2 separate regions of the Homo sapiens genome follow, and region 1 is linked to region 2. A link is a loop called in an ENCODE intact Hi-C map of the cell type or tissue named here. Cell type or tissue: heart right ventricle. All regions are shown on one strand. Each heading gives the region's core, and the rest is flanking DNA. Links, peaks and the distances in the headings are about the cores only.

What was found. Peaks named below come from ENCODE experiments on the same cell type or tissue, not always from the same donor. Only the 100,000 strongest peaks of a DNase experiment are listed, where the experiment ranks them.
Region 1: a loop joins it to region 2, with 25 times the contacts of the local background. A loop is called at or near these places in 2 of 110 quality-filtered maps.

Annotation. Positions count from the first base shown.
Region 1 is chr1:167,836,047-167,851,623 of GRCh38, forward strand. It overlaps ADCY10 (adenylate cyclase 10), which reads right to left. Exons shown (of 33, transcript NM_018417.6): 19 at 12,315-12,443; 20 at 9,939-10,217; 21 at 9,517-9,807; 22 at 1,203-1,272; 23 at 263-494. Among named protein-coding and RNA genes, the nearest start is that of ADCY10, 70 kb to the right of the region's middle. In heart right ventricle, for the core only: no CTCF peak of the experiment used is centred there; no DNase peak of the experiment used is centred there.
Region 2 is chr1:168,070,133-168,085,709 of GRCh38, forward strand. DCAF6 (DDB1 and CUL4 associated factor 6) reads left to right here. Exons shown (of 22, transcript NM_001198956.2): 22 at 5,239-5,704. The coding sequence ends at 5,303. GPR161 (G protein-coupled receptor 161) reads right to left here. Exons shown (of 6, transcript NM_001375883.1): 6 at 9,410-15,577. The coding sequence ends at 15,399. Among named protein-coding and RNA genes, the nearest start is that of GPR161, 59 kb to the right of the region's middle. RefSeq lists a silencer at 12,159-12,453 and an enhancer at 15,405-15,577. In heart right ventricle, for the core only: no CTCF peak of the experiment used is centred there; no DNase peak of the experiment used is centred there; H3K27ac peaks cover 806 bases.

The DNA.
Region 1 (15,577 bases), core at 4,487-12,486, 230 kb before region 2:
CCCATACAGGTAGACAATTCATGGCAAGTTTCTAAAGGTGGCAATATTTTAAATAATTTACAATGCTAGTTGCAATGTATTCCAATTCTCTTTTCTCAATCTTAGATCATTTCCCTTCTAAGCAATGTGATTTTCAGTGGAAAGGGGTGCTGTCGGGAATATACAACGTGAAGTAATCAGAAAGCATGCTGGAGCTTCCTTCTGGCTCTATGTTCTATGAATTGTCTCTAGGGTGGAGGTGGTCTGGGTAGAAACAGCTTACCATGTAGTTATCACAAAAGATGAGATAAGCAGATGCAATTTCTAAGAAGTAATATAAGGCTTTGTCATTTTCTCCCAAAGCCAGAAAATGGTGGGCCAGAGGCAAGATGACAATCTCTAGGATTTCTTCACACTGGCAAGATTCCAGAGGGATAATGTCTTCGTCAGATGTCTTCATTTTTGTTAAAACGTGGTCAAAGAAATTCAAGATCTTTTCTCTTATTTCTTCAGGACTGTCCATATGCAGAAATAAATAATAGTAACTTATACAGTATCACTTTTGATATTAAAATATCTTTAGGCCAGACGCGGTGGCTCACGCCTGTAATTCCAGCAGTTTGGGAGGCCGAAGCTGGTGGATCATCTGAGATCAGGAGTTCAAGACCAGCCTGGCCAACCTGGTGAAACCCCATCTCTACTAAAAATATAAAAATTAGGCCGGGTGCGGTGGCTCATGCCTGTAATCCCAGCACTTTGGGAGGCCAAGGCAAGTGGATCACGAGGTCAGGAGATCAAGACCATCCTGGCTAACACGGTGAAATCCCGTCTCTACTAAAAATACAAAAAATTAGCCGGGTGTGGTGGCAGGCGCCTGTAGTCCCAGTTATTCAGGAGGCTGAGGCAGGAGAATCACTTGAACCCAGAAGGCGGAGGTTGCAGTGAGCTGAGATTGTGGCATTGCACTCCAGCCTGGGTGACAGAGCGAGACTCCATCTTGAAAAAATAAATAAATAAAATAAAATATCTTTAAAAACAAAAGAGCAGGATAATAAAACCTAGTGTGGATACTACTGACTAAACTCACCATGCATACCCCCCAAAGTTTCCCACTTGCATCTAAGAGGTCAAAAGTACTGGCCAGACAAATGATTCTAATAGTGTTCTGAATTTAATGACAATTATTTATGCTCTACTTCCTAAACAATGATATATGCCTCTACCTGCGATTTTCAGGAAAAAATGCAGATGTCTCAGGAATCTCTGAGTTGGACAAGATAAGCTTTTCTTCAGCTAGAAAATAAACAAATGAGTTGTATGGGTCATTGAAATGTTCTCTGCAGTGGAGATATCTGCTGTCTACCCAAGACTCTTGTTCCCTTTTCGGAGTTGTTGCTGCCCAGCCAGAAACCACATTGCCTAGTCCCCATTGTATCTTAGGTGAAGCCACGTGATGAGTTCTCACAATAGAATTAGATCAGAAGTAATATATGTCACCTCTAGGCTAAGATGGTTATGTGTCTTCTCTGCCTTCTCTTTCCACAAGAAAGCAAGTAATTCTAAGAACCTGAAGGATAGCAAACCCACAAGTTGGGAGGAGCCTGGGTCCCTTGCTAACTGCATGCAAAGCCATTGGTCAACACTTGCATTGGATTATTTCATAAGGGGGAAATAATCACTCTCTTGTGTTAATCCACAGAAATGCTGGGGTTTGTGATAGCTAATAACATTATCCTAACTCATTTATTCTGCAATAAAAACTATGAATTAAACCTGAAGAAAGTGACATCAATTTCCAGTGGAGAAATATAGATAATTAAATGAAATACCCCAAAAGGTTAACTGAAGGGCAGAGAATCTTAAATTAAAAACCTCAGTCTAAGCAGACTTGAACAGGTTAGAAAATTCCATAATGATCTTAAAACAGAAAACAAATGAGGCTTGTCTAGTCCAGCCATTTCTCCCTTCAGGCAGAAGAAAGAATCCCAGAGAGGGGAATGAACTTGTCTCAGGTCATACATCTGTTAGTGGTGGAGGCAGGACTAGAACTTAGGTTTTCTGGCTCCCAGGCTAATGCATTACTCCATACATCTTATAGATGCAGTTTGAACATCTAAGAAGTTACCACCTTCTTCTGAAAGCCCTCTGTGCTCTTGCCTCCATAGATAAGTACCCCAACTCCTGTGTGCCCGTCAACCCTGTGCAGACCTGTATCATAGTCCTTATTGTACTGCACAGAGATCAATTTGGCCACCTCTTCTCCTAGATTACTATTTATTGATTCCTTAGTGACTAGCAGCTGAATATATTGAATTATGACCCTGTCCCCCTACTTCTCTAAAACTGCTGTTGTTAAAGTTACCTGTGGCCACCATGTTGCCACATCCAAAGGCTACATCTTTGTCTGCACTTGATTACCTCTCAGCAGCATTTAATACAAGTGACCACTCTCCCTTTTCACTGATTCTTTTAGCACACATTGTTTTGTGTGTTATAAGGGAATTGGTTGCCTACTTAATTGGCTACTATTCGTCTACCAACATTCTAAATGTTGGTAAACCTCAGTTTGGTCCTGGGCTCCGTTCTCCTTTCACAATTTCTCCCTAGGCAGTTTCATCTGCCCATGACTTTTAATTACATTCATATGCTAATGGATTTCCATTTTATATATCTAAGCCTCGACATCTACTTTAACTACAGACCCATATATTCAAATACCACCTTGGCAACTGCCATTTGAATGTGTAATAGGCATTTCAAAATTAACATGATTCAAACAGAAACTCTCGAATCTCTCCTCCAGAAACTTATACCCACTTACAACTTTTCCTAACATAGTAAGCATCACTGTCATATATCCATTTTCTCAAGACAAAAACCTGCGCAAGATCCTTGATTATTTTCTTTTTCTTACCCCCTTCCCTATTCAGTCCATCAGAAAGTCCCGTTGACCATACCCAAAAACATATCTGAATTCATCGTCTTCTGTCCATCTTCACTACAGCACCACCTCAGTCCATTACCAAAATTTTACCTGGACAACTGCAAAAAACTAATCTCCCTTCTATTCCTATCCTTTTCAATCTCTTTCTGTAGAGAAGGCAGTACCATTTAAAAAGCATGATTCAGATCTCTGTGGCAGGAACTGCCGGTTTCCCAACTCAATCTCCATTGTCCCTTTTCTCATTAGTAATAGACAGCGACATTCTTCAGCTTCCCTTGCAACTGGATATAGTCATGTGAGTAGGTTCTGATCAATGGGATGTAAGAGGAAATACTGGGTAGGACTTTTAGAAGATCCTTTAAAAGGGAGGGGATATCCTTTCATGTTTTGGCTTCTTTTCTCCTTCTGGCATTAAACATGCTGGCTGGAGCCTCAGCAGCTGTTTTGGACCAAGGACCCTGATGATCATGAAGCCTCCATACTAGTCCCAGTGATGAGGCAAGCCTTTTACATGAGAAATACATAAATACAATACATTTAATAATAAATAAATTTAAGCCACACTAGCTAGGTCCTTATTATATGCAGCCAATACTCATTCTAATTGATATATTTCCAATGTGTTCCAATTCACTTAGACTGAAATTTAGACTATTTATCAAAGTCTACAAGGCCCCTTGAAGATTTTATTACTTAATCTGTTCATTGTCTGTCAGTTGCCATTAAAATTCAAATTTATAAGAAGAGACATGTCTATCTTAATAATAAAATAAAAATTGATAATAAATGTCTACCATTTTTCACTACTATGGTCCGAATATCTAGGTCACTTCCTGGCACATGGTAGACGCTTAATAAATGTTTGTTGCATAAACGCACGTTTGTTGAAAATAAATCAATCAGTAAAATGAAAATGCTATTCCTTCTTCAACATTCTATGTATTTTTTATGTTTAAAGTTGTAATGGTGGCCAGGCACAGTGGCTCATCCCTATAATCCCAACACTTTGGGAGGCTGAGGTGGGAGGATCGTTTGAGTCCAGGAGTTTGAGACTAGCTTGGGCAACATGGCAAGACCTGTCTATAAAAAAAAAAAAAAGAAAAGAAAAAAAAATTAGCAGCACATGGTGGCATGTGCCTGTAGTCCCACCTACTTGGGAGTCTGAGGTGGGAGGATGGCTTGAGCCTGGAAGTTTGAGGCTGCACTAAGCCCAGATCATGCCACTACATTCCAGCCTGGGCAACAGAGCAAGACCCTGTCTCAAAAAAAAAAAATGGTAATGGTGATAGAATGGGATGCAAAGATTGGATAGATAAAGCAAATAGAATCAGGGCATATGAGGTATGCTCTTTGTCATTATGTCATTTATTGCTTGGGTGAATCATATTATTATTACTATTTTTTTTGGATGGAGTTTCACTCTGTTGCCTAGGCTGGAGCGCAGTGGTGCAATCTTAGCTCACTGCAACCTCTGCCTCCTGGATTCAAGCGATTCTCCTGCCTCAGCCTCCCAAGTAGCTGGGACTATAGGCGTGTCCCACCATGCCTGGCTAATTTTTTGTATTTTTAGTGGAGATGGGGTTTCACTGTGTTAGCTAGGATGGTCTCAATCTCCTGACCTTGTGATCTGCCTGCCTCGGCCTCACAAAGTGCTGCAATTACAGGCATGAGCAACCGTGCCCAACCAGAATCATATTATTTTTGATTCTCATTTTTTTCATTTACAAAGGAGATATTATATTAAGAGTTTCCTACTACAAGGAGAATCTGTAAAAATCAAAAGAAAAAAACATACAAATGCCTATAGGTTCTCAAATGAAAAGAGAAAAGCAAAGATATCACCTGCCCACCTTATGGTTTCAAAGAACTAAAACTAAGACTTTAGGTTCAAGATGTCAGACTACCTCTTGGGTTTATCTTCTGTCTCCCCAGGTTCAGGACATTTTACCTAACTAAATGAGAATAAAATGATTTTTTTTTTTTTTTTTTGAGACAGGGCCTTGTTCTGTCGCTCAGGCTGGAGTGCAGTGGCGCCATCATAGCTCACTGCAGCCTCAACCTCCCTGGCTCAAATGATCTTCCCACCTCAGCCTCCTGAGTAGCTGGGGCTACAGGCACCTGCCACCACACCCAGCTAATTTTTTTGTATTTTTTGTAGAGGGAGAGTTCATCATGCTTCTCTGGTTTGTCTTGAACTCTTGAGCTCAAGCAATCCACCTGTCTCAGCCTCCCAAAGTGCTGGGATTACAGGTGAGCCACTGTGCCTGGCAAGAATAAAATGATCTCTAAAAGTATAAATTCAACATGTATAGAATGGAAGGGCCACGCTCCTGTCTTAGGGTCACTGCATTCTCTACCCCTCTGCCTAGAACAGTCTTCCCCAGCCACTCACACAGCAAAATCCCTCACTTCCTCTGTCTTTACATGAATCTTGCTTTGCAGTGAAGTCACCCAAATGGCTCTGCGCTCCTCCTACCCAACATTCTTTTCTGTTTTTCCCCATGGGATTTATCGCTTATACTATATGCTTTCCTTTTTTTTTTTTTTTTTTTTTAAGAGTTGGGGTCTTGCTTTGTCACCCAGGCTGGAGTATAGTAGGGTGAACATGGCTTACTGCAGTCTCAAACTTTCGGGCTCAAGCAATACTCTTGAGTAGCTGGGACTACAGGCACAAGCCATCGCACCTGGCTAATTCTTTTTTTAAGAGATGGGGTCTTGCTATCCTGCCCAGGCTGGTCTTGAACCCTTGGCCTCAAGCCTCCAAAGCCACTGGGATTATAGGCATGAGTCACTGCACCCAGATATTTACTTCTTTATTATGTTTTTGTTCTCCACTGTCTACTTTTCTCCAACAGAATGCTGTTTTGTTCACCGATGCATTTCAGATGCCTAGAGCAGTAAGCAATGCCTGGCACATAAATAAATAATTGTGGAATGAGTAAATGAAATGCTGAATGAAAGTTCAACATATCTGTAGAAGATAAAGGAGTGAGAAGAGTAGTCACTGATGAAATAGGTGGAAGAAGCTGAAGGACAGCCCCCAGGAGGGTAAACCGTTGGAATGAATCAAGACTTAGAAAATAACAGTTCTTAAGAAGGACATGAGGATCAAAAGAGAATTGAAAGGGACCAGCTACCAGCTTCCTCCCTATCTGATTCACACATAATGCAGTAGCCCTGAATCTCCTCCAATTATGTCTTTTTTTTCCCCTTTTGGGGAGAGCAGTGGCCATGATCACGGCTCACTGCATCCTTGAACTCCTGGGCTCAAGAGATCCTCCCACCTCAACTTCCTGAGAAACTGGGACTATAGATGTGTGCCATCATACCTGGCTAATTTTCTTATTTTTAGTTTTTTGTAGAGACAGAGTCTCAGTTTGTTGTCCAGGCTGGTCTTGAACCAGCCCTGGCTTGAACCTGGCTTCAAGTGATCCTTCCACCTCAGCTTCCCAAAGTGCTGGGATTACAAGCGTGAGCCACCACACTTGGTCCCAATTATGTCCTTGACCAGTATTGCCTAAAGGTTATACTCCACACTTTGGGAGGTTCAGGGATAAAGGATAGACAGAGTATCTATCTGTCTAGGATAGATTAAAGCAGGATATTTTAAGGAAGACACTGCAAAAAAAAAAACGTTTCCTAGTAACCCTAGGGAAAATAAACATTTGTTAAGAAATCTATTCACAGTATATTACTTGGTTTGTAATGGACAACATTTACATAGTCTTAATAATGTAAACACTTCATTGGCTTATCTAATGCCAGTTATATGACAATATAGGGGAGAGGGGCCGAGGAGTGGTGTAACAGAGTTAAATCCTCATCTGCCATAGCCAGAAAACAGATGTCAGAATTTGATTTTCTTAAAAATCAGTAAAAGCAATGTTAATATACCATTTAGTATATGGAGGTAATGACTAGAAAGAACAGCTAAATTAAAAATGTTTGCCCCTGACTGGAATTACTGAAGGTGTGTGGGACGGTCGGCCATGGGATTACTGTTTTGTGATACGACATTTAGGGAATTTACAAAGTCTCTAAAGTTTGTCGAGTCGATAGCCTTCTGAACAGGTGAAAAATTCTGATAAGAGAAATAGTAGAGCTGTGGCCTCACTCAGGTGGAGGTGCTGATGGAAGGGATACCAGCAGACATTATTCAGAGACATTTGGTCATATATGTTCCAGAGCTGAACTGCCAGTTGATTGGAAAATCTGCAAATAACTGAAATTGTTTGCTTTGATGACACTAGTCAACCTGCTCAAGGCCAGCTGCTCAAACTGACCTATATTCTAGCTGTCAGTGTATTTTAGCTTATTTTATCCCCCAAAATAAAACATCAATCTACCAAAAAATGCATCTATGTATATGTATGTGTGTGTACATGTGTATGTGTGTGTGTATATGTATGACTCACTGACCCCGCACAGTCAAATATTCTTCTTTCCCCTTTCCCTCATCTCTTTCCATCATTTCATCTCCTACTGATACTTTCATTGGTTCTTTGAATAGGGCCCTGTGTGGGATCCTTCACTAAAGCTTCCTTAATTCAGGCAGCGCATCTTCTCGGTGCTCCAGTCTGTCCCCCTTATCCCTGTCTCATTCTAGCAGTCCACACCCAAGGGTCTTGTTACCCTCCCAAGGGCACCCTGGGAAGAACTTAAAATGGTTCCAGACTGGCTGTTTCTCCCAGGTGGGTTTTATCTGATCCATGAGAAACCCTCACACATCCTTTCCCACAGTCTGGGATGGCAGCTTGATCCCAATGCAGCCACAGGCCACTTCAGCCTTCTTAGGCATGAGGCAGGCCCCAGTGTTCTATGTCCTCTGATTCTAAGGAAGACACCTCACCAGGCTTGAGGTGATGAAGTAAACAACCCACTTGAGGAGGGCACACAGCACCTCATCAGTTCTCACCAAAGAGATCTCTTCACAAATCCTGACCCTCTACATCCTCTTCCTCATTTCTATGTCTTAGGTCTGGGCGAAGGATCCAAGATTATAATTGATTCTCAGCTATTTCTTTTGTAATTCTGTATATCCACTGCCTCAGTTTGAATTGCAGCATTAGTTGTATCTTGGTGCTCTGGCACAAATTTCAATTTCAACATAATATTACACACATACCACTTTTGTGATAATAATATTACCAATTTTGTAAAAATATAACAAACAAGAGAGAATTTAATAAATGCTAGTAATAGAACTAGACTCAGGTAGGTGTACATTCCCCTGACATCTTCCCTGCCCAGTGCAGATGAGACTATTGCTGAAGTCTTATCCTCTTTGTACTCAAGCTCTCAGAGGACTAAAAATCTTCATGGTCCAGATCCTAAGGCTCTGAACCTACAGCCTGATTCCTGTTTTCCAAAAAGGGAGATGGACTAGTGTTAGTGCAGTTTCAACAACATGCTCGTCCCACTGTGCAAAGCTGCAACTTTCTCATTCTCTTGATTTCTACTTCATGCTGTGTCTACGAACTTCCTATCTTCTGGCAAGTATTACCTAAAATCCAACCCCACATTTGGGGGAGCTCAGGTATAATGAGCAGAGGATGAACTTAGGAATTAGACTGATGGCAGATTGAATAAAGCCTGTCACTCATTCTGTGGTATTGGGTAAGTTACTTAAGCTTCCAGAACCACAATTTAAAAAATCTATACAATGAAAACAACCCTCATCAACCTTAAAGGGTTAATATGAGGATCCACTGAGAAGGCACATGAAATGGAGAACGAATGAGAAAAAAAAGTTTATTTTGCACCTGCTATGTACTAGGCAGTTTAGATACATTTCTTCCTGATTTTTAATATCCTTATAATATAGGAGTCCTCTACTTGTAGCCTCTGATTTCCCAACCAGATTTAGCCATAATCACCAAGGTCCTCTGACTAGAGTAGGCAGCCCATTAGGAGCTCCCTGGCCACCATGAATGGGGGCTAGAATTGGTGGTGTTGCTCTGTGTCTGACACCCATCATGCCCATAGTGACTGAGTCTTTGGGTCCTTACACCCCCTGAATCCTCTGCTATGTTTTCTCAGATCACATGGCTGGTTGGTATTATTGGCTTGTAACTTTTTAACTTTTGCTTCTCCGATGGTCTTGAATTCTTGCCCTGAAACCAAGCCCTGTTTTCTGGAGCCCTGACCTGCTTAGCCCTGGCTAATTCTCTCTCAGTCATGTTCTTTACCCACTGGAACCTGTTTCAAACTAGACCAACAAAGCAATAATATTCTTATCTGCCAAGAAACACCATGTCATCATGTCAGATTGTACCCCCCTTTGGATTCCATCCTTTGGTGTGAATTAAGTGGGATATTTTAGTTTGAGTTCTGGTCACATCCCATTTTGCCAGAGCCCCTATCCCCAAACCCTCCCTGACAGTTATAGTGAGATTGGTTCGCTAGACTCAATACAGGTACATTCCCTTACTTTTCTCTTCCCCATTGGCCTAGGCTGCTGAAGTCTCATCATTCTTTGTGCCCAAGCCGCTTATGAGACTTGAAGCCCTCAAGATCCACACCCACTCCTTCTAGATCTTAGTCTCTAGATTTCCCAAGAACAGTTAGGATAATTTTAAAATGAAGTAGGTTACTTTTAAATCCATGAGACATAGCCATCTTTTTAATGGCATCCATGTCTAAAGCGTTGAGCCGAATATTCACTGTGAAGTGATGATAGGGAATGAAGTCCCTGCCTCGGCAGTGGTCACATCTGTGGGCATCTTCTTCTAAAAAGCGGGCACATTTCAAGTGCATGGCTTTTCTCTGGTCCTTGAGCCACAGCTCGTAGGCTGTTTTCTGCATCATAGGGTTACAGAATCGAATCCTGTGGCACTCGATCACCTCATTCTCCAGTTCACGAAGCTGTTCCTCTTCACCGTGATCTGGAGAGAGCAAAAAGGGTTTTTCAGCCAGGCAGTGGGCAACAGATCAGCCCCTTCTACCTAACATAGGTCAATTCTTTGATCTAGATGGGTCCTTAAGAGGAAATTGGGTCACTCCAGGTGCTACTCACCCATCCCTTCACTGGGCTTCAGAGACAAGGAACGATAGTGCACCTCAAATGAGGGATCATTCTGTTTCAGGGCCTTTTGAAGCTCCTTGCCATTCCGGAAACAATAAAAAATGTTAGATTCCACTAGGGTTGCCAGGGTCTTGATCATCATCTTCATATTCCAACAGGGGAGAATCTCAAACAACAACTCAGTGGTGAAGGTCAGGCCAATGATGGCAGCACATCTCACCAGCATTTGGTGGGAAAGTCTCATGCTATCCAGCTGGATCAGAGAGATTTCTGCAGGTAGAAGGCCACACAGTAGAAAACTAGTTATTTATCTTTATCTAATATGCTGTATTTAATATAGAGCAGGTGGACAACCATCCTGCTCTACAGTTCTTGTTGCAAGAAACTCAGCCAAGCTAAGTCAAAAGAAGTATTTGTTTAGTACCTAATTTGTGGATAGCACTTGTGCTGGGAGTACTAAAGATGCAGGCTTATGGCCTAGAAAGACACACAGCACAATGACCTGACAAAATTAAGATCTATTTCATGGTGTTCTGATTTTGTGCTAAAGTGTGACAAGTGTGTGTGAGGAGAGGAGAGGACATTGTAATCACTATTGTCAGAAGGAGCAGGCCCTGCCATTCCTGTGCTTTGTTGACTTCCTCAGCTGGTCCTTTTGTATCTTCTTCTCTGCCTCCCCTTTCTCCTAGAAACTCCTGGTTTCTCTCTATCTGCCCTAGAAATTTATGTATTCTCATGACATACATTATCATCTCTGTGTCATGACCAAGTGTCAGAGAGTTCACAGCTCCTATCCCAACTTTTCATCTAAGCTTGAATATCGGTAGCTCATGTGACTTTCTGGACATTTTGACCAGGATGTCCTTCTGTTAGGGACAAAATTAGAATTTCTCAACTTGCCCAAAAAACACAGTAGAAACTAAGCTAGTCCATCCTCTTTTTTTTTTTTTGAGATGGAGTCTCACTCTTGTTGCCCAAGCTGGAGTGCAATGGCTGATCTCGGCTCACTGCAACCTCCGCCTCCTGGGTTCAAGAGATTCTCCTGCCTCAGCCTCTTGAGTAGCTGGGATTATAGGCACCCACCACCATGCCCGGCTAATTTTTTGTGTTTGTAGGAGAGATGGGATTTCACCATGTTGACCAGGCTGGTCTCGAACTCCTGACCTCAGGTGATCCACCTGCCTCGGCCTCCCAAAGTGCTGGGATTACAGGTGTGAGCTACTGCCTTCTTACATTAGTAGACACAGCTAACGAAACATAAATGGCACTCTTTTGAAGACTGAGGACCTTGAGATGTCCCTAGGCCACCTTTCTAAACATTGAAAGTTGCTTATGGATGGCATGAATTGGAGCTGAGTTCATACTAAAACATTCCTTGAAAGTCATTTTTCTTTAAAAGAATAATAATACATCTTTCTTTCTTTCTTTCTTTCTTTTTTGAGACAGAGTTTTTCTCTTGTTGCCCAGGCTGGAGTGCAATGGCGTGATCTCGGCTCACTGCAACCTCCGCCTCCTGGGTTCAAGCAATTCTCCTGCCTCAGTCTCCTCAGTAGCTGGGATTACATGCATGCGCCACCATGCCCGGCTAATTTTTTTTTGTATTTTTAGTAGAGACGGGGTTTCTCCATGTTGGTCAGGCTGGTCTCTAGAACTTCTGACCTCAAGTGATCCACCCGACTTGGCCTCCCAAAATGCTGGGATTACAGGAGTAAGCCACTGTGCCTGGCCAATAATATGTCTTTCATATAAACTCGTTTGTCATTTCTTTCTCATAAAAGTGGATGACAGGAAGTATCTCAGTATTAGATTTTCTCCCTCATTATTTGGTTTCTGTTTAATTGAAAATGTACAATATTTCATTCTTTTATGCAGATCCCAGAATATACACAGGGGGAAAGATGGCTCTTAGGAGCAAAGCCAAGCCTACCCTGAGCCTTCTCACTGCTTCAGGCAGTACAGAGCAAACAGACAAACAACCAATGTTGCTGTTTTTCTTTTTCCTTTTAAAAACAGACATCCTAGAGAAAGCCAAAGTGGAGTTTAGGGACTAGAAAATAAATACCAGGTCAGATTTTCTTTTCTTTTTTTTTTTGAGATGGAGTCTCACTCTGTCACCCAGGCTGGAGTGCAGTGGCTCACTGCAACCTCCGCCTCCCAGGTTCAAGCAATTCTCCTGCCTCAGCTTCCCGAGTAGCTGGGATTACAGGTGTGTGCCTGGCTAATTTTTTTGTATTTTTAGTAGATACGGGGTTTCACCATATTGGCCAGGCTGGTCTCAAACTCCTGACCTTGTGATCCGCCCGCCTCGGCCTCCCAAAGTGCTGGGATTACAGGCGTGAGCCACTGCGCCCGGCCAGATTTTCTTACCTTTTAATGACGTTGGAGGTGACAGGTTTTTCAGTCTGACACCACTTGTGAGGTGACAGACTTCTTCACTTTCCTTATCACTATGGAGAGTAACCATGTTTAACTTCTCTGTTAGCTTAATGGAATACTCTACAGGGGTATAAAAGGGAAGAAAAGTTGAGTCATTATCCTGTCTTATAAGGTCTGATTTTCCAATGAACTTTGAGATGGATCTCATATGAGGAAGACTGGGCAGAGATGTATATTGGCTCACCAAATATTCTGGAAACCTTTTTTTTGTTTTGTTTTGTTTTGTTTTTTGTTTTTTTGAGGTGGAGTCTCTCACTGTCGCCCAGGCTGGAGTGCAGTGGCGTGATCTTTGCTCACTGCAACCTCCGCCTCCCAGGTTCAAGCGATTCCTGCCTCAGCCTCCCAAGTAGCTGGGATTACAGCCGCCCACTACCATGCCTGGCTAATTTCTGTAGAGATGAGGTTTCACCATGTTGGCCAGGCTGTTCTCAAACTCCTGACCTCAAGTGATCTGCCTGCCTCGGCCTCCCAAAGTGCTGGGATTACAGGTATGAGCCACACTGCACCAGGCCGCTGGAAACCTTATTCTAAGTAAAACTGATTCATGAAAATCTAGATGTACTCAAAAATGTTTTGTCTCCCTCTGCCAACCCTGCCCAACCAAAAGAATTGGCACTATTGATGTCTTCCATAGGATATAAGGCTTTACAAACGTTTGATTCACAGTCAGATTATCAGAATGTATTATATATGTATTATGTATATACATAATGTATATCAGAATGTATTATTATATATATACATAAACATATATTTGTATGTATACATTTACATACCCACACTCAGTTACAAACACATTCTGTGAGGCACTGTACTCTAATTAGGACATAGCTACTATCAGAGATATTTTAAATGGTGAAGTTTGAATAGTAAATGTGCCTAGTAATTTGGTTTCCTAGTACTCCAAAATGCATTATTTTTCTATCCCTTCAGCCATTCATGTAGTCCTTGGTAGCGGCAAGACTGTGCTAGGTGAGGTGGAAATAGGAAGGTGAATAAAACCAAGTTCCTTATTTCCTGGAGCTCTAAGTCATGTACACTAAGAGCTGGACTGCCAGGCAGTAGATGAGTGCCATGTGATTGGGCACATACAGTAAGCACCAGAGTTCACATCAATACAGGACATATTTATTAAGGACTTTCTGTGCATCATATCCAGTGAAGGCTATCAATGTGAATAACACATGCTTCCAGCCCTCAAGAGGCTTAAAAATCTGTGGAGACAGATACATAAGTAACTAATTATAACATCAGGATGGGTGACTTAAGAGCTAAAGAGCAAAGAGTAACATGTTGTGGGAACAGAAAATAACAATTAAATCAGACTTGGTGGATTCAGAAAGGCTTGATAGGGGAGGAAGTACTTTGATCCTTGAAGGATGAAGAGATATTCTAAGCGGCAAGTGGAGGAGAGGCCAACGCGAAGGCACAGGAACCTCAGAGTACTTAGCGAGTTAGGGGAATGGAGCGGCCCAGCGTGACTAAAGTGCAGGGCCTGGAGTGCTCAGGTGCTATGTGGGAGACGTGTTTGGAGAGCTAGTTTGGGAGCAGAGCATGGAGGGCATTAAACACCATAATATGAAGACTGGACTTTATAGACAAGAGGGAAAGGTCACAGATTTCTGAAGAGGAGATAGTAGTAATCCAACTAGTCGTATTTAGGAAGGTACCACTGGAAGCAGCATATGGAAAAGGCGAGAGACTAGGACAGGGAAGACTATGTAAGGAGCTATAACAATGGAATGTCAAGAAGTGAGGATGGATAGAACCAGGCAAGTGGTTCAGCAAGGAGAAAGCAAATACTAAAGATATGGAGGAAATGGGGCCTAAGCAAGACAGTGATAGAAGTGACAGAGACACGAAGTACAGAAGGAGGGGTGGTTGAGCGGGAGGATAATGCATGAAGTTTTAGATTTATTAAGTTTAAGGGAATCTGTGGAATAGTTCAATGGGCAATTGGAAATATGGGTGTGGAATTAAGGGTGAGGTTAGGGTTCGACACACACGAAGGCTGAGAAATAGATGAGTAAATGAAAACAACTGGGGAGAGAGTTGTTTCCAATTCTGGCAAGCTAGCAAGAGGAAAGGGTTAAGGATAGAACTTGAAGAATGTCCCAGGAGGAGTAGACCCAGGTAGAGAGCCAAGGATTATCTGAGGACTGGTCAGAGAGGGGAACAGGAGGAGTGTGGGGTCAGGAAAGCCAAGGGAGGATAGCATACCAAAAAGGGGGCCGTGTGTGTGTGTGTGTGTGTGTGTGTGTGTGTGTGTGTGTGTGTGTTGGGAGTAGGAGAGTGGGGCTCAAGGATATGACGTGGTCCATGCTATTTTATGCTTATTTCCCCTTCCAGGACCTAGCATTGAGACAACCATTCTTTCCATCACTCAACCAGTATTAACTGATTGCCTCTAGGTGCTAGGAATTTTCCTAGGATTGGGGATTCAGGAGAGCACAAAACTCCATGCCTCATGAAGCTCACATTCTAGTGGGAAACAAACATTAAACAATAGATAAATACATTAAAAGGATAATCTCGTAATTCAATTATGTGAAAGAAATAAAAGGGTGATAGACAGAATGTACTCCCTACTCAGGTTCGCCTGTTGTCAGCCTTTGCCCTATTTACTATATCCTAGGTTCCTTCTATGTGTACATATTTTTCTGAAGCATTTGAATATAAGTCACATACATCACACCCTATACTCCCAAATACTTTACTCTGTATTTTCTAAAAATATTGACACTCTTTTGTTTGTTTGTTTGTTTTGTTTTTTTGAGACAGGGTCTCACTCCTGTTGCCCAGGCTGGAGTGGAGAGTTGTGATCATAGCTTGCTGCAGCCTCAACCTCCCTGGCTCAAGCAATCCTCCCACCTCAGCCTCCCAGGTAGCTGGGACTACAGGCGTGCGACACCACACCCGGCTAATTTTTGTATTTTTAGTAGAGATGGGGTTTTGTCATGTTGCCCAGGAAGGTCTCAAACTCCTGGGCTCAAGCAATCCGCCCGCCTCAGACTCCCAAAGTACTGGGATTATAGGTGTGGGCCACTGCACCTGGCCAACACTCTCTCATATAACTAGAATATAGTTATCACCTTCAAGAAACTTAACATTGGTCGGGCACAGTGGCTCACGCCTGTAATCCCAGCATTTTGGGAGGCCGAGGTGGGTGGATCACAAGTTCAGGAGTTCAAGAC
Region 2 (15,577 bases), core at 2,651-10,650:
AGGTGTTTTATAATATAAAAATTCTCTTTCATTTCTTTTTGCCAGCAATCAAAAAGACAATTTCTAGTTGGTTTAGTCAGCTTATCTTCTTGCTTCTCTTATACAAAATACTAGATAGAATAAAGTGCCCAAGAGTTAACATTTCTGCTGCCCTTATCTTTAAGATATCTAGTTATTTGATGGGTCAGTTAGTCAACCACTCTTTTTCTCTCCTATCCAGTGTCCTGCAGTCCAAATACAATAATGTGTGCATATTCAGGAGAGTTAAAAATGGACTTGGATCAAATAAGCACATGGTAGCCACAAAGTACCTCTCGGCTCATCCATTACTCCAGAAGGCTTCCTAGGAAGTCCAGGGAATAGATACGGACAGTTTCTTTCTGTTGGAGCTGTGATTTTTAATGAAGGAGCCTCTTAAAATCATCTGTAGGGGTTTTACAAACTACAAATACTTACCTAGGTCTCACCTGCTAAAGATTCTGGTTCATTTTAGCTGGATAGAGATTAAGCGTCTACATTTTTAAAAAGCAACCAAAGTTAATCTCATGAATAATGCACTAAAGACTGCTAGTCTAGTGGCCACTTGAGATGGAAAGGCATTTCTGACATCCCTAGAAGCTTTGAGAGGCTTTGGAAAGATGGTAATGGTTTGCATGGATCATTCTAGACTCCTCTAGAATGTCTTAGAATCACTTTACTGCCCTGCTTAAAATTCTCCTTTGCCCACACATGTTCTTAGGGTAGAGTCCAAATGTGTTAACATGTCTTATAAAACCCTGCATTATCTCTTGACATTCTTCCCATTATACCTCTGGATCTTAGCACAGATAGTTATCATTTCTCTGTCATGGGTTTGCAAAGCCTGTTATCCTATTGAGATCACAATCACTTATTAAATCGTTCACAGATTGACTCCCTCAGTAAGTGATACTAACTTTACTCCAGAATAGACCTAATATTTATATACCCTTGATCTCCCTGCTTCTACTTCTCTTGTCCTCATAGTCTGATTTTCACACAGCAGCCAGAGGGATCCTTTCAAAACAGGTCAGTTAATTTTTTTGTTAATGGCCAGATATGGTTTTTATTGTAACCACTCAACTCTGCCATTGTAATGCAAAAACAGCCATAGACCATATGTAAATGAACAGGTATGGCACTTATAATAAAACTTAATATATAAAAACAGAGCCAGGTACAGTGGCTCACGCCTGTAATCTCAGCACTTTGGGAGGCTGAGGCAGGTGAATCACCTGAGGTCAGGAATTCAAGACCAGCCTCGCCAACATGGCAAAACCCCGTCTCTATAAAAATAAAAAATAAAAAAAATTATAAATACAAAAATACAAAAATTAGCTGGACGTGATGGTGCACACCTGTAATCCCAGCTACTTGGGAGGCTGAGGCAGGAGAGTCACTTTAACTTGGGAGGTAGAGGTTGCAGTGAGCCAAAATTGCGCCACTACACTCCAGCCTGGGTGACAGATTGAGACTCTGTCTCAAACAAAACCAAAATCAGGCAGTGGGCTGTATTTGCCTATGGGCTATAGTCTGCTACCACCTTTTTAAAACACAAATTAGATACCACCCCCTCTTAAAATTCTCAGGGACTCCCTATTGCTCTTAAAGTAAAACCCAGACTTCTTACTCTGGCCTTCAAGGTCCTACATGACATACATTCTGCCAACCTCTGACTTCCACTCAGTCCACCTTTTTTTCTAGCTCACTACATTTTAGCCATACTGGCCTCTCTTCCTCAAACTCATCAAGCTTAGTAGCACATTTAGGACCTTTTCACTTGTTCATCTGCCCAACTTTGCCCCCAGGACTTCACATACAATTGAGGTCTTAGCTCCAATATCACCTCCTTAGAAAAGTCTTCCCTGGTAGTGCGGTGGCTCATGCCTGTAATCCCAGCACTTTGGGAGGCCGAGGCGGGTAGATCACGAGGTCAGGAGATTGAGACCAGCCTGGCCAACATGGTGAAATCCCATCTGTACTGAAAAATACAAAAATTAGCTGGGTGTGGTGGCGCGTGCCTGTAGTCCCAGCTACTTGGGAGGCTGAGGCAGGAGAATCGCCTGAACCCAGGAGGTGGAGGTTGTAGTGAGCCGAGATCGCACCACTGCACTCCAGCCTGGTGACAGAGGGAGAATCAGTCTAAAAAAAAAAAAAAAAAAAAAAAAAAAAAAAGAAAAGAAAAGTCTTCCCTGGTCACTCAATCTAAAGTTGTTTTCTGTGTCTTCTCATATCTTCCCTCTCACTTAGTCATTCTTGTTCATTGCCTTATTTTCCTCAAGTACTTATCACTCTTAAGCTTTAATTTCTTTATTTATTGTCTTATTACAGATTAGAGGAGAAAAATACAGGTGGTACCTTGTTTGTTGTCTATCTTCCTCCTTAGAAAGTAAGCTTATAAAGAGCAGAGACCCAGTTTGTCTTAATTTGCAGCTGGGTCTTTAGGCTCCTAAAACAGTGCCTACCACATAGTAGTTGCTTAACAAATACTGAGTATTCTGGTAAATAAGTACACATCTAGTATCAAATCTCTAGCTAACAATGAATTTGTATTATTTCTTTTAAAGAAAGTAAATAAATTCTTTGTAAAGGGTAGCCTGGAAAATAAAACAACAGTGTTTTTTGTGAAACACAGGCTTCCATTGGGAAATTTTTTTCTTATCTACCTTCCCTCCCTCTGCAGCAAACTCAGTGTCTCTTCATATCATTATCTTCCCCAGTTTCCTGAAGAAATATTCTAACAGAATAAAAGGAACCTTTCTACAAATGTAAACCTTATTTACAAAAGCAATTTGACATTGCTACTTCTGAAAAACAGTATACATAGACATCCTGGCTAACATGGTGAAACCCCATCTCTACTAAAAACAAAAAAATCAGCCGGGTGTGGTGGCACGCTCCTGTAGTCCCAGCTACTCGGGAGGGCGAGACAGGAGAATCGCTTGAACCCGGGAGGCGGAGGTTGCAGTGAGCCAAGATCGCGCCACTGCACTCCAGCCTGGGCGATAGAGCGAGACTCGGTCTCAAAAAAAAAAGAAGAAAAAGAAAAACAGTATACATAGAAGTGATTCTTATTTCCAGTTTTTATTTAAGAGAACACACTGTTCTTCAGACCTCCTTGTCTATAATTGCCAACCAGAGATTTGTATAAGTGTTAACTGCTTTGCAGCCTTACTACTTCAGTAGCATTTCATGAACAGAAGATTTAATTAATTCTGAGAAGTTGGGCTTACATTCTGGAAGAGGTGACTATGCATCAGTTAAATGAATTGAATTTGAGGAGAGAACAACTATTCTGCTTTCCTCATTTCAGAAGCCACTGTCACTTATTCTGTGACCTATCGTAAGACTCTTGGCCCTCATTTGTCTCTTTATTGTGTGCCTCTGAGTGTAAAAGTCTAACCTCTACTGCAAACTCCCTGATTTAAAGGCTGTGACATTTTTTTCTTAACTCTCTATTATCCCATCTTCTTTATAATGTGACAACCAAAAGAAATTTGAGTAAGAAGCCTGCCAACTTTGAGATAGGCCGTTACTGCTTCATCATGCTCTAACATGACAGGATAGGTTTCTTGAATATATTCAGTCATACTCAGGATTCCCATTCCTGAGCCCTACTTAAGTAGAATAGCAACTTCATGTTTTGTTCTCTCTTGAAAGTATCACACAATAAAAACAATGTAATTTTTTTTATACTAATATCCCTTAGGTAGCCTTTTATTGGTCAGAAATTCTTCTACTGTGTTTAAATTCCTTACTGATCTATAAAGGTCTATTCAAATCTTATTTTGTTCATTTATTTTATAAATATGTATTGAATACATATTTATAAAATAAATGAACAAAATAAGATTTGAATAGACCTTTATAGATCAGTAAGGAATTGAATACTTATTTGTATTCAATACCTATTTGTATAATTAAGGTTATAAAGGTTACACATACATTATGTCATTGGTTTGACATTGGATTAGAGTTGGCATAGAGGAGATTTAATCTAATTCACTTGGACAATTAAACAATTAAAAGGGACATATAGTCCCTTCAGTGTACTGTTCTTGGTGCTGTTGACCTAGGATCCAGTGGGAGCATTTAATCCTGTGTAGATAATAAATAAAATCTCAGGATTCAGTCTTCTCTTGCTGTTGACAGTGGGACTGAACTGTTTTCCTTATGCTTAACCTTAATATTTTCCATGTTACTATGTGGAAATGTTTCTGGGGCAGAAACATCCTAGTTCCATCTCAGTGATGGTAGTGATTTTATGCTGTTGCCTTCTTCACAATACCCTTATGTAATGTATCTTACCTTCATAAAACTTATATTCATTTATTCAGTAAACCTTCATTGAACATCCTATACTAGGCTCTGAGGATATAAAGATAAAAAGAAGTAACTCCTGCCCTCCAGGAACTCTCAATCTGGTCTGCAGGAAGACATGCAAACGACTATTACTGTAATTAGGATCATCATTATGAAGTTCATATAAGATATTCTAGAATGTGGAGGAGGGAGTTCATAATTCTGCAGATAGCCTGTTTGGAAATGTCCAGGAAAAGTTTCACCAAGGGTATAATAGTTGTATTGAGATGAGTAAACCTTTATAGCTAAAGAATTGGGCAAAAGTATCCCAAGCAGAGGAATAGCAAGTGTAATTCCTGAAAACTTGAACGAGCATACTGTACTCACCAGTTTGTAAGTTTATATTCACTTGAGTATTTAACCTAAATAAGCTCCTTGAGACCAGAAATTTACATCTGTTTTGGTCACCATTGTATTCTCAGGTTTTATCACAATGCCTGGAACATAGTATTTAATTTAAAAAAATCTTTTTACAAACAGAATTACACAAATCCTCAACAATCGTCCACATATTTTCTCTCACACAGCTGCCTCCTCACTCCCCTTTGCAGCACCTGATGTACCTCCTTAGAAACCTAGACTCCAAAGAACACTGTTTGACAACCACTGCAGTAGAACATAATATATCAAGATTTTAGGAGTGGGTTTCTTTTTTCATTTTTACATGTTTTAGAATAACATGCATAATCAAAGCTAATAATACTGTGTTTTCTTTACTCTTTTATTTGCCTCTAAAGACATCCACACATAGTGGTGAACTGATTTTTAATGCGTTTTAAATAAAAGGCATTGAAAAATATTAATAATTGTAATTACTAAAAGTATTTCTCTTTGCGATTCTCTTATCTGTGTTTCCAGACCGGTTGGAGGGTGACAGATCAGAAGGCTCTGGTCAAGAGAATGAAAATGAGGATGAGGAATAATAAACTCTTTTTGGCAAGCACTTAAATGTTCTGAAATTTGTATAAGACATTTATTATATTTTTTTCTTTACAGAGCTTTAGTGCAATTTTAAGGTTATGGTTTTTGGAGTTTTTCCCTTTTTTTGGGATAACCTAACATTGGTTTGGAATGATTGTGTGCATGAATTTGGGAGATTGTATAAAACAAAACTAGCAGAATGTTTTTAAAACTTTTTGCCGTGTATGAGGAGTGCTAGAAAATGCAAAGTGCAATATTTTCCCTAACCTTCAAATGTGGGAGCTTGGATCAATGTTGAAGAATAATTTTCATCATAGTGAAAATGTTGGTTCAAATAAATTTCTACACTTGCCATTTGCATGTTTGTTGCTTTCTAATTAAAGAAACTGGTTGTTTTAAGATACCCTGAATTTGACTTTTTATTTAATGCCTTGCTACTTTGACCCACAGTTTTCCAATCTCTCCTGTAGCATACGATGACTATTTTTCTATATTTTCTAGATTTAACAACCTTTTCCTTTTTTGCTTGTGTGGGATAGAATCACATAGAAGGACTTCCTTCATTTCTCCTTCCACGGTACAGCTGACCCTTGAGCAACCCAGGGGTTAGTGGCACCAGCCCCCCTCACAGTTGAAGATTCATGTGTAACTGTTGACTTCCCAAAAATTTGACCATTAACAGCCTGTTGATCGCAAGCCTTACTGATAGCATGGTCAATTAACACATATTTTGTATATTTTATGTGTTATATTCTATACTCTTACAATAAAGTAAGCTACAGAAAAAGTGTTATTAAGAAAATCATAAGGAAGAGAAAATATATTTACTGTTCACTAGGTGGAAATGGATCATCATAAAGGTCTTCACTGTTGAGAAGGCCGAGGAAGAAGGAGGCGTTGGTCTTGCTGTCTGAGGGATGGCAGAGGAAATCCACATATAGGTGGATCTATGTAGTTCAAACCTGTGTTGTTCAAGGGCCAACTATACTTTATTTTTACCTCCAGTCGTTATCGCTCCTGATCAGTGGAACCTCATTACACAAATAAAGGAGTTAGTCTTCAAGCAGAAATGACTGAGAGCATCATGGGTAGCTCACATAGTAGCATAAAGTAGCCCTGAAGGAAATGGCTTCTGGCCTCTCACTCCAAATTTTAAATTTCACTGCAAGTTATTGACCATCCAGTCTAATTTCTGCTCTTCCTTAACTCTAGTATCCACCTCCATTCAAGTCATCTACACCCAGACCTACATATCCTATAGGTTATGACCCAAAACTGCTCCTGCAGACCTAACCCTTCAATCATCCTCCCTCACTTCTACTAAATTTTCATTCTGCTGGTATCTTCCCCTCAGCCTATTCATGTGCTCATGTCTCTTCAGTCCATTCACAAAATAAATCTTTTCTTAACACCAAATTATTCTCTCTATACTTTCTGATTTCTCTCCTCCTCTTGTCATCCATATGAGCACAATACATGTCCATGGCTTCTCTTTGCTACTTTCTTGATATACAAAGCCACTTCCGGAACCCAGACCTGCCAGGTGGGAGTGAGGCAGTTAGTTCACTGCCTCATAATATCTTGGAGGCAAAATCGCAAGCATGGCAGAGTGTTGGGTTTAGTGGTCCGCGATTTCAAAGGCACGCTCACTGTCGCGCACACCCTCACACACACGCTTGGCCTTTGCTATTGTAGGTTTCTGGGATGGCACATCATTTCTCCCTTTTAGTGGGGAAAGTCTTTGAGCTTCCATTCAGTGGGCTCTTAGGAACTGTCTCACTTGTGAAGGACAGAAATAAACCCAGCAACTTCTCCATGACCTATAGTCCAGCCAGTAACTATCTTCACTATACCTCCTTGCCAGCCAGTAGCTGGAGAAGACATTGAATTACATGCTGGACTGATTATTGACCCCATCTTGAAACAGCTATTCAGTGCTGCCAAAATTATAACACTTACAAAAGAAAGAAAATGTTGGAGTTGTCAAGGTCAGAGCTACGGATCATATGACAGCTTATCCATCACCATCAGCACCAGCCTTGAGCTCTAGCTTTTGCTCACACTCTGGAAGTGGATGTGATATCATTGGTGACTATACATGGTGGCTGAAAGAGGCCAGTGCCAATGCAAATGTGATGGCTTGCCATGGTCATCTCAATCCTGGGCCCCTGTCTGTTGATGCTTTTAGTGTTTGTGCTGTTAACAGCTGCCCTTTTTTGTTGAAAGTAGTCAATCTCTTATTGTTTAATTAGCAGATAGTTGAAATGTTCCTATTATTTTCAGGAATCTAAATATCTTGGAGAGAAAGGACAAAGTCAGATACTGAGAGTAAGACATAATATCTCCTGGCTGAGCCACGACTGGTCTCACGGACCAGTCAGTAGTCAAGCAGAGCATCCCTCTTCCATATGGAGAACAAGGATCTCCTCCACAGCCAGAGACATCTGCTGCTGAGAAGGTTAGCTTTTTGTGTAGAGGAAATAACTGCAGTAGGTTATTACTCAGTAAGCTCAGTAGGTTCAGCTGGACTTCAACATCCAGCTTGACAAAGGCACATATGTATCCACATTAGGAAACGTCGTAAATGATCAAGAGGATAGAATCAGAGCTTTAGCCAAACAAGGTCACTTTATGACTTCCGAAAAGTGCAAGGGTCTTAGTTTCTGGTTTTCAGTTATGTACCTTGCTCAAGACACCTGACTTCTCTGGGTTTGTTCCCTCTCTAAAGGGGGTGGTCATATTTGCCCTACCTATGTCACAGGGGCTGTTAGGGCAAGATGAAGCCATAAGATTGACGAATTGTTATACAGGATAACTGAAAAGACGACTCTAAGCACACAGTATGTCATTCCTTCCACTGTAGTAAGACAGTAACAGGGATGTGTTATAGCGGGGTGTTGGGAAATTGACAGGACAGAGGATACTGGAGGACTAGTGGGGTGAAGGAGTAACTGTCAGGAAAAACAATAGAAGAAAGTCAAAATGGTATTCATCTGCTCTAGTGCAGGATGTTGATGGGGGAGAGTGGGGCTATGGGAACTCTACTTTCTCTCAGTTTTGCTGTGAATCTAAAACTGCTCTAAAAAAATTTTTTTTTAAAGTATTTGTTGGCCAGGCACGGTGGCTCACACCTGTAATCCCAGCACTTTGGGAGGCCGAGGTGGGCAGATCACGAGGTCAGGAGTTCAAGAGCAGCTGACCAACATGGTGAAACCCTGCCTCTACTAAAAATAGAAAAATTAGCCGGGCATGGTGGCATGTGCCTGTAATCCCAGCTACTCAGGAGACTGAGGCAGGAGAATAGCTTGAACCGGGAGGCAGAGATTGCAGTGAGCCGAGATCACGCCATTGCACTCCAGCCTGGGCAACAGAGCGAGACTCCATCTCAAAAAAATAAAAAAAGTATTTGTTAAATGAACTGGGTCCCCCACCCACAGTGATTTTGCAGTTTTGATGGTGTGTATTGCTCAGAAGCAGGGCAAGCCAGACAAGCCGTCAGGAGGCAGCAAAGAGAGAAAACATTCTACAGAGGCAGAATTCACAAGTGCCAGCTGCTTCCAAGATTGGGTGTGTGTCAGAGGACCCCAGAAAGCTCAGCAAACTGGACCGTAGGGCCACCATCCACTTGGAAGATGATTTCAGTGGTAGCAGGTAAGGGGGTCAGGAAAAGGTGGGTTTCGTGCCCCGAGGTGGTTCTGAGTCTCAATGGTAACGATAATCTGCCTCTTGCCCTCTTTGACTTTTGATTATGGGGTAGAAAATACATCTGTAGATGGATAGACAGGGCATAGCTCCCATAAAAACTCTGGGTTAAGAGTGTTTCTTGGGCATGGTGAGAAGTAGGTCATTTAAACAGTTATCTGAATTTAATTGCCTTGGAGGAATTTATGAAAATGCATGGATGAGTATTTGCAGGTGACTCTGGTATGGGCACTCCCCCACCAATTCTGCAGTAATCCACCCCTTTCTGCTCAGTCTCCCTCGCTTTAGCCCATGGGAAGGGAGGTTGACAATAGGGATATGGCTGCAGAAAATGGGAGAAAGGCAGAGGCACCCAACAAAGTCCACAGACCACAAGTCCAAGTACAAATTCACCATTTCCACAGTATACACATACCAAAAACATATTTAATCAGGTAAACAAAAATTCCAAATACATTGTTGCTTATTTATAAATATTGATTTATAATAATCCTAAACTTTTTTTTAACCTTAAAAAAATCATCCAAAGACTTCAAGTTAAATATATTTCAGGATTAGCCAGGGATTTTTGTTTTTCGAGGGTTGGTTTTTAACCACTTCTTCATCCAGCGGTCTATTATGAGAACACAACACAGTCCTCTGTCCCTTAAGCATGCAGGTTCCTTCTACTGCTCTCAGTGTGGTCTTGTCTGCCAGGCCTGTGATTCTCCCTAGGACTGTCTTTTCCTCTGGGAGGACTGACTCACCTGTGATTTGTGGTATTTCAAACTAGTGAAAAAAGGAAAAACAAAAGTGGCATTTGATTCCTAAGCTATTACTACTACCCAGGAAAATGCTTGCTGAGAGAAATGAACATAGCTTTGTGTATTGCATTCTAAAAATAACACCAAAATTGTGCTTTTGTAATCTTGTGCAGATTTGAGTTTGTGCTTTGATGTTTTCAAAGGAATCTTCAAGGTATTGGAAATACTTTGGAATCCAAAGTATTTGTTAGATACTTTCCAGTGAGTCCAGTCACTTTCCTTGGGCCTTCAGTTTTTTTTAGGTCTGGCCAGCAGATATTAATATCTCCCAAGATCCTTGGTTTATAATAGTTCTACATACCTAATAAAGCCCTGCTGGCCTGTTCTGTGATACTGATGACTCTTAACTATACCTCATCTTCCTTGACCTATAAGACTAGCTCCTTGCTTTTCTCATCCCCTTGGCCAAGACTTGGAGTTTGGCTTTGACTCTGGCTTAACTTACTTTGAGACCTCAGACAATTGCCCTGGATTCTGTGTCCCCTCTCCCAACCCACAAGGACAGTATGGCTCTGCTCCTTCTTATAGGCATATATGGCTAATCACAGCCATTCTCCTTTGCCTACAGTGAAGACGGTAATTTCCTCTCTCTCCCACAGGCTCCATCTGGGGTTCTGCATATATTGTGGGTAGCATCCCTGCCCTGCCTCTTAGGGGCTTGGAGGATTAGGGATTCTGTGAACCCAAGAGCCACAGCCAGGCAGTCACTCTGTCACTACAGGACAGAGCTGTCCTCAGCAACCAAGGGCATTTCTCAGGGAGAATGTCCTTTCTGGACTGTAAGGAAGGTCAAGCTGTATTTGTGCTATGATTTGGAACGTTACACCAGGCCCTGGGGATTTGATCATCTTTGATAGTCATTCCGGACAAATTAGAATGATTTTATCTTTGTACAAACAGGCCAGTAGCATAGAGGATAGACTTTTTCTTTTTTTTCTTTTTTTAGGCGGGGTTTCGCTCTTGTTGCCCAGGCTGGAGTGCAATGGCGCGATCTCGGCTCACTGCAACCTCCGCCTCCTGGGTTTAAGTGATTCTCCTGCCTCAGGCTCCTGAGTAGCTGGGATTACAGGCGCCCACCACCACGCGCAACTAATTTTGTATTTTTAGTAGAGACGGGGTTTCTCCATATTGGTCAGGCTGGTCTCGAACTCCTGACCTCAGGTGATCTGCCCATCTCGACCCCCCAAAGTGCTGGGATTACAGGCGTGAGCTACCACGCCCGGCTGAGGATAGACATTTTTAATAGAAAATCTCATTTTGGCTCCCTTAGACTTCTCAAGTTCCAGATGCTACTTAGCCTTTCCTCCCTGCTCTCTATTGCCTGCTCTTCCTCACCACATCCCTGCTTTTCTGAAAGTCCTTCCTTGCTGTGCAACAAATATGACAAAATTCCCAAGGCAAAAACCTTTAACACCTCCCATCTAGGATAACACTTATATTTTCAAGATTCTCACTTCATTATAGAGATCCCTATAAAAAGGAATAATACACCCTCCCCACAGAGATACTGTGAAGAAACACCAGTGGCTCAGCTTCAGCTGCACCCCAGGCATTGTGCTGCATGCTTTCCAAGTATTTCCTCATAGAATCCAGACAGTCACCCTGTGACGGAGGACTCCCTCAATCCTGTGTGTCTCCACATTGAAACAGATGACTAAACTTCCCTTCACAGATGAGGAAACTCATAAGTAGTGACTTGTTTGAAAACACCCATGTAATTGGAAGCACGGGATCTGAACTCATGACTTAACCATACCCACGTCTTCACCATCCTCACTATATCACACTTGCACTGGGGTAAAATGAGATAAAGCATTTGGAAGTACCTAACACAGCACCTAGCACATCATAGGCCCTCAAATGTCAAACAGGTCAGGCCCACAGAAGGCAGTCACATGCCAGCTCACTGCCTCCTCTTTATAGCCACATCATCCTCAGTTCCTTCCAGACAGGACACAGCCAGGGCTCAAGGCTGAACACATGTTGTGAATGTATCTTGTGGTCCATCCAGAGACATGTCTAATCTGCAAGTATCTAAGAGGCATATTGTCGGGATGGAAAATATTCAGGGAAATCTGAAGAGACTAACCATCTGTCATTGTATCAAAGCATTTTTCCTCCGTCTCCTGTCTCAACCCAAATTCCTTAGCCTATCTATTGCAAATATTTAGTCTCATTGGTTGTTCACTTGTTTACAGAAAGACCACATAGTAGCTCCTCAAATAAGAATCAAGGAACATTGGCACTAGATGGCCCTTGTCTTACACTCCTCAACTCTGCTTCTCCAGGAGCAGTGATCTACCTAAGATCACTCAGTGGCAATACCTGTGAACCTGGATGGGGTCATGCATGTAAGCAGGCTAGCCAGGTGGTCCTTGGTCACCAAGGCCGTGGACTACACGATAAGGGCAAAGGAATTCAAAACAAGAGTGCCCAGCCAGAGGCAAACAAGCTCTCAGGTTCATCCTTGGCTCTGCACAGCCACACCGCTGCCACCTAGTGTCTAAGGGCCTGAACTTCAGTCTTGGTGCCTCTGGCCAGGGAAATGGCTGTGTTGAGCTGTGTGTGTGCTCTGTAATGTGGGACTCCCAATGCCTTCTGGGTCAAAACAACCCCAAACCTGGTATCTGTGGCATAGCACAGGGACCCAATAAGGCGGAAATCTCAATGAAAGAGGCAGAGGTGGGCAGCAGTCCTAAATGTGGTCTTGTCAAAACCAGAAGACACAGGACTGAGTTGTTTAAGCTAACGAGTAGCCAAATGTCCCATGTGCCACTGTCCATGTGGTCCCATCAGGAAGGCTGCAGGCCTGCCACTGCATGGCAGTTTACAGCTAAAGAGCCTGGGTTTAGTGGGGGCACTTGGGGTTTCGACCTTCTGCACTAACGGCAGATATCCTCAGAAATGCTCTCAGGAACTTCAAAATGTGTGAAAATTCTCTTTTCCTTCTCCCCCACACCCCCTTCTCTCTTTCTCTCTAGCTGAATAAAGGCAAATTTGAATTCCTGAATATGGAAAATATGGTTCTAGCTGCCAAGCATCCTTCAAGACTTAGCTCAAACTGTCACTTACCTCATGGAGCCATCCCTAACTCCATATTTGGAAATACCCACCTCCCTCTGAAGCCACACTTCTTTCTATAACCACGACTTGACTTTGCTAGTTATTAGAATCGGTATCCACAGGTCCTGCTCCCTAAATCAGAGTGCACACTTTAGTGGTATTGCCTACAGAGCCTAGCCTGGTGCTTCGCATACACTGGATGTGCAGTGTCTGGTAGACGACTAAATGAATTGGACCTCAGTAAAAAAAGGGAAACACAGTGAATCATTTTGTGAAATGCAGTATTTCTAGATTTAGATTAAATTCTATAATAGCCCAGCTAGTGTGGGGTCAGTGGGGGAGTGGGGGGCTGTCTCAGGATTCTTTCCCTAGAGCCCAGTCTAGTACAGTCAGGGGAACATTCTCCAACCCTTGCGTTTCAAAGCCAAGCTGCTGCACTCAAGAATGCCTACACCTAACCAGCAACCCATCCTAGAGATAAAGGTCTCTCTGCCCTGTTCCACCTCTGTGCACACTAGTTGATCAGGAATATGGTCCCTTCAGAAAGTAGACAAGTGCTAGAAAAAAATATATACAGGGAATATATATAGAAAACGTGAACCACACGCAGACGTAGGAATGCCATCCAGTGATGGAAGCAGAGTGTCTGACCTGCACAGGTGAACCTGCCCTCTGCTCCTTCCCACTCCCATCCAGAAGCTAGGCCAGCGCCTGGCATCCAGGTGACCCAGAATAGTTGAGTTCAATCACCACAGGTAGCAAGACTCCAGGCCTCATGAAAGGTCTTTTACAAACTGCAGACCAGGGGACCAGCTAACCATTGGTTTCTGCCACACAACACAAAAACACAACCTCACCAGGAGCTAGCTGGGCCCCAAAGAAAAAACCACAAGGGTAATTCACTTTCTAGAACAGCTGCCTCTCAGCAACCAGCAAGATCTCCTTGGAATCTACCTTCTGCCAACCAAAGCAGAGAAGTCCTGAACTTATTTAGTCATGATGCAGGCCAAGGGCAGACGCAAGAGGAGATCAGTGGCTTCCCAAGTCATCACAGCAATTACTCCAGGACCAAACTTCAACTGCTGTTCCAGCACAAAGGGAGGAGAAGAGAGGTTTAACCATCCCAATCACATTCCTGTGCTTCCCCTTCTGAGATGGTGACCCTGCCCCTCATGCATCTTGGTGGCTGGCATTCTATCCAGATTGTGCTCTAATGGACAGGGCAGACAAAGCCACAGAACCTTGATCTGCCTGCACTTCACATGTGCATGAGCAACCACACTCCAAAGTTATACAAAGGTCGGTCCGTGGGTCTGCTTTTGTGTTTTACCTATCTCTGCTTTACAAATCCTGAGAACACCAAAGGTCAGAGCTGGAAATGATCTTGGAGACCATTCAATCCAACTCCACTCTGTTTTCCCACTTTACAGAGGACCTAGAAAGGTGACAAGATGTCCAAATGACATGTGCACACAAAGACAGAGCTGGGCCAATAACCCAGGTTGCTGGCTGTGGGTCCAGGGCTGCTTCTATCTTATTTATACCAGGCTTGTGATAATAGTAACTGTTGCTCTTGGGAGTGTGCCATGCAGAACTGAGGCCAGCTATTTTCATTGGTCACTCAAACATCACACATAGAATCTATTTAATGAGGCTTTCCCATGTGAACAAATTCCCTTCCATAATAACAGTTTCTCTATTTCCTGGCTGTGCTTGGCACTACAGTCCCATTCAGTCCGGTAAAACAGTGGTACGTCTTAAATGGATTTTTTTTTTAATTCTGGAAATGAAACACCTAGTACCTGCCCTTCCTCTTGTCTTTTATAGTGGTTTCTCCCTTTTGAAATACCAAAGAACTTGTCAGTAGGGAAGTAGGCAGGGTGGGCCAGTCTGCAAGAGGCCTGTGGCTGTCCCTATTAGCACCAGCAGGTGGCGCCACTGAGGACCGCTCCGAAGCGCTCTGCTCCTGGGTGCTTTCTCTGCGGACCAGTCCTAGAACTGAGGGTCCCACACTGCCCGCATCAACCATGTAGAGGCACCAGGACGGTCGCGTGTCATTAGGAAGAAGTGCTGTGTCATCCTTCACAGTACACTGGGGAGGGTTCTCCTCCTGAGGCATCTGGCACAGTGCACGGCTGGACTCCCAGCACACTGTGAAGAGGAGGAAATGATGCATGTGGGGGTCTCCTTCCAAGCCCTTCGTCTCTGGTCCTCCCATGCCCCACCTCCCAAAAAGCCACAGCCACATCTCTAGATTTTTTTTTGGTTTTTTTTTTGCTTTAGATGCTTCTGGTCCCATCACTGGGACCTAAAAGAAGCTCACATGTGGTCTCTGGAAATGCTGAAGCTGTGGACTGTAGACATTATTTTCAGTCCTTGTCCTGGTGGCTGCATACCAGATGCTGCTCCTTCCCTGTGTGTGGCCAGCTGTACACAGTGACATGCTCCCAAGGCCGCGGCACAGGCGGTGATGGGAACTCCTCCCCGGGCCAGCCTCTCAGGCTGCAGCCCCACGGCACCCTGAGGCCCTCATCTCTGCTCGGCAGCTAAAACATCTCCTTCTTCGATGCTCTGCAACTGCAGCCTCTGGCTCACAAGAGTTCTGCTGCCTCGGCGGCCCCCGAAGCCGCCCCCCGGGACAGTCCGTGCTGTAACCAAGACCCCTGGCAAAGCCTCCTCCCCAAATAAGTTGATTTTGGCTTCGGCCT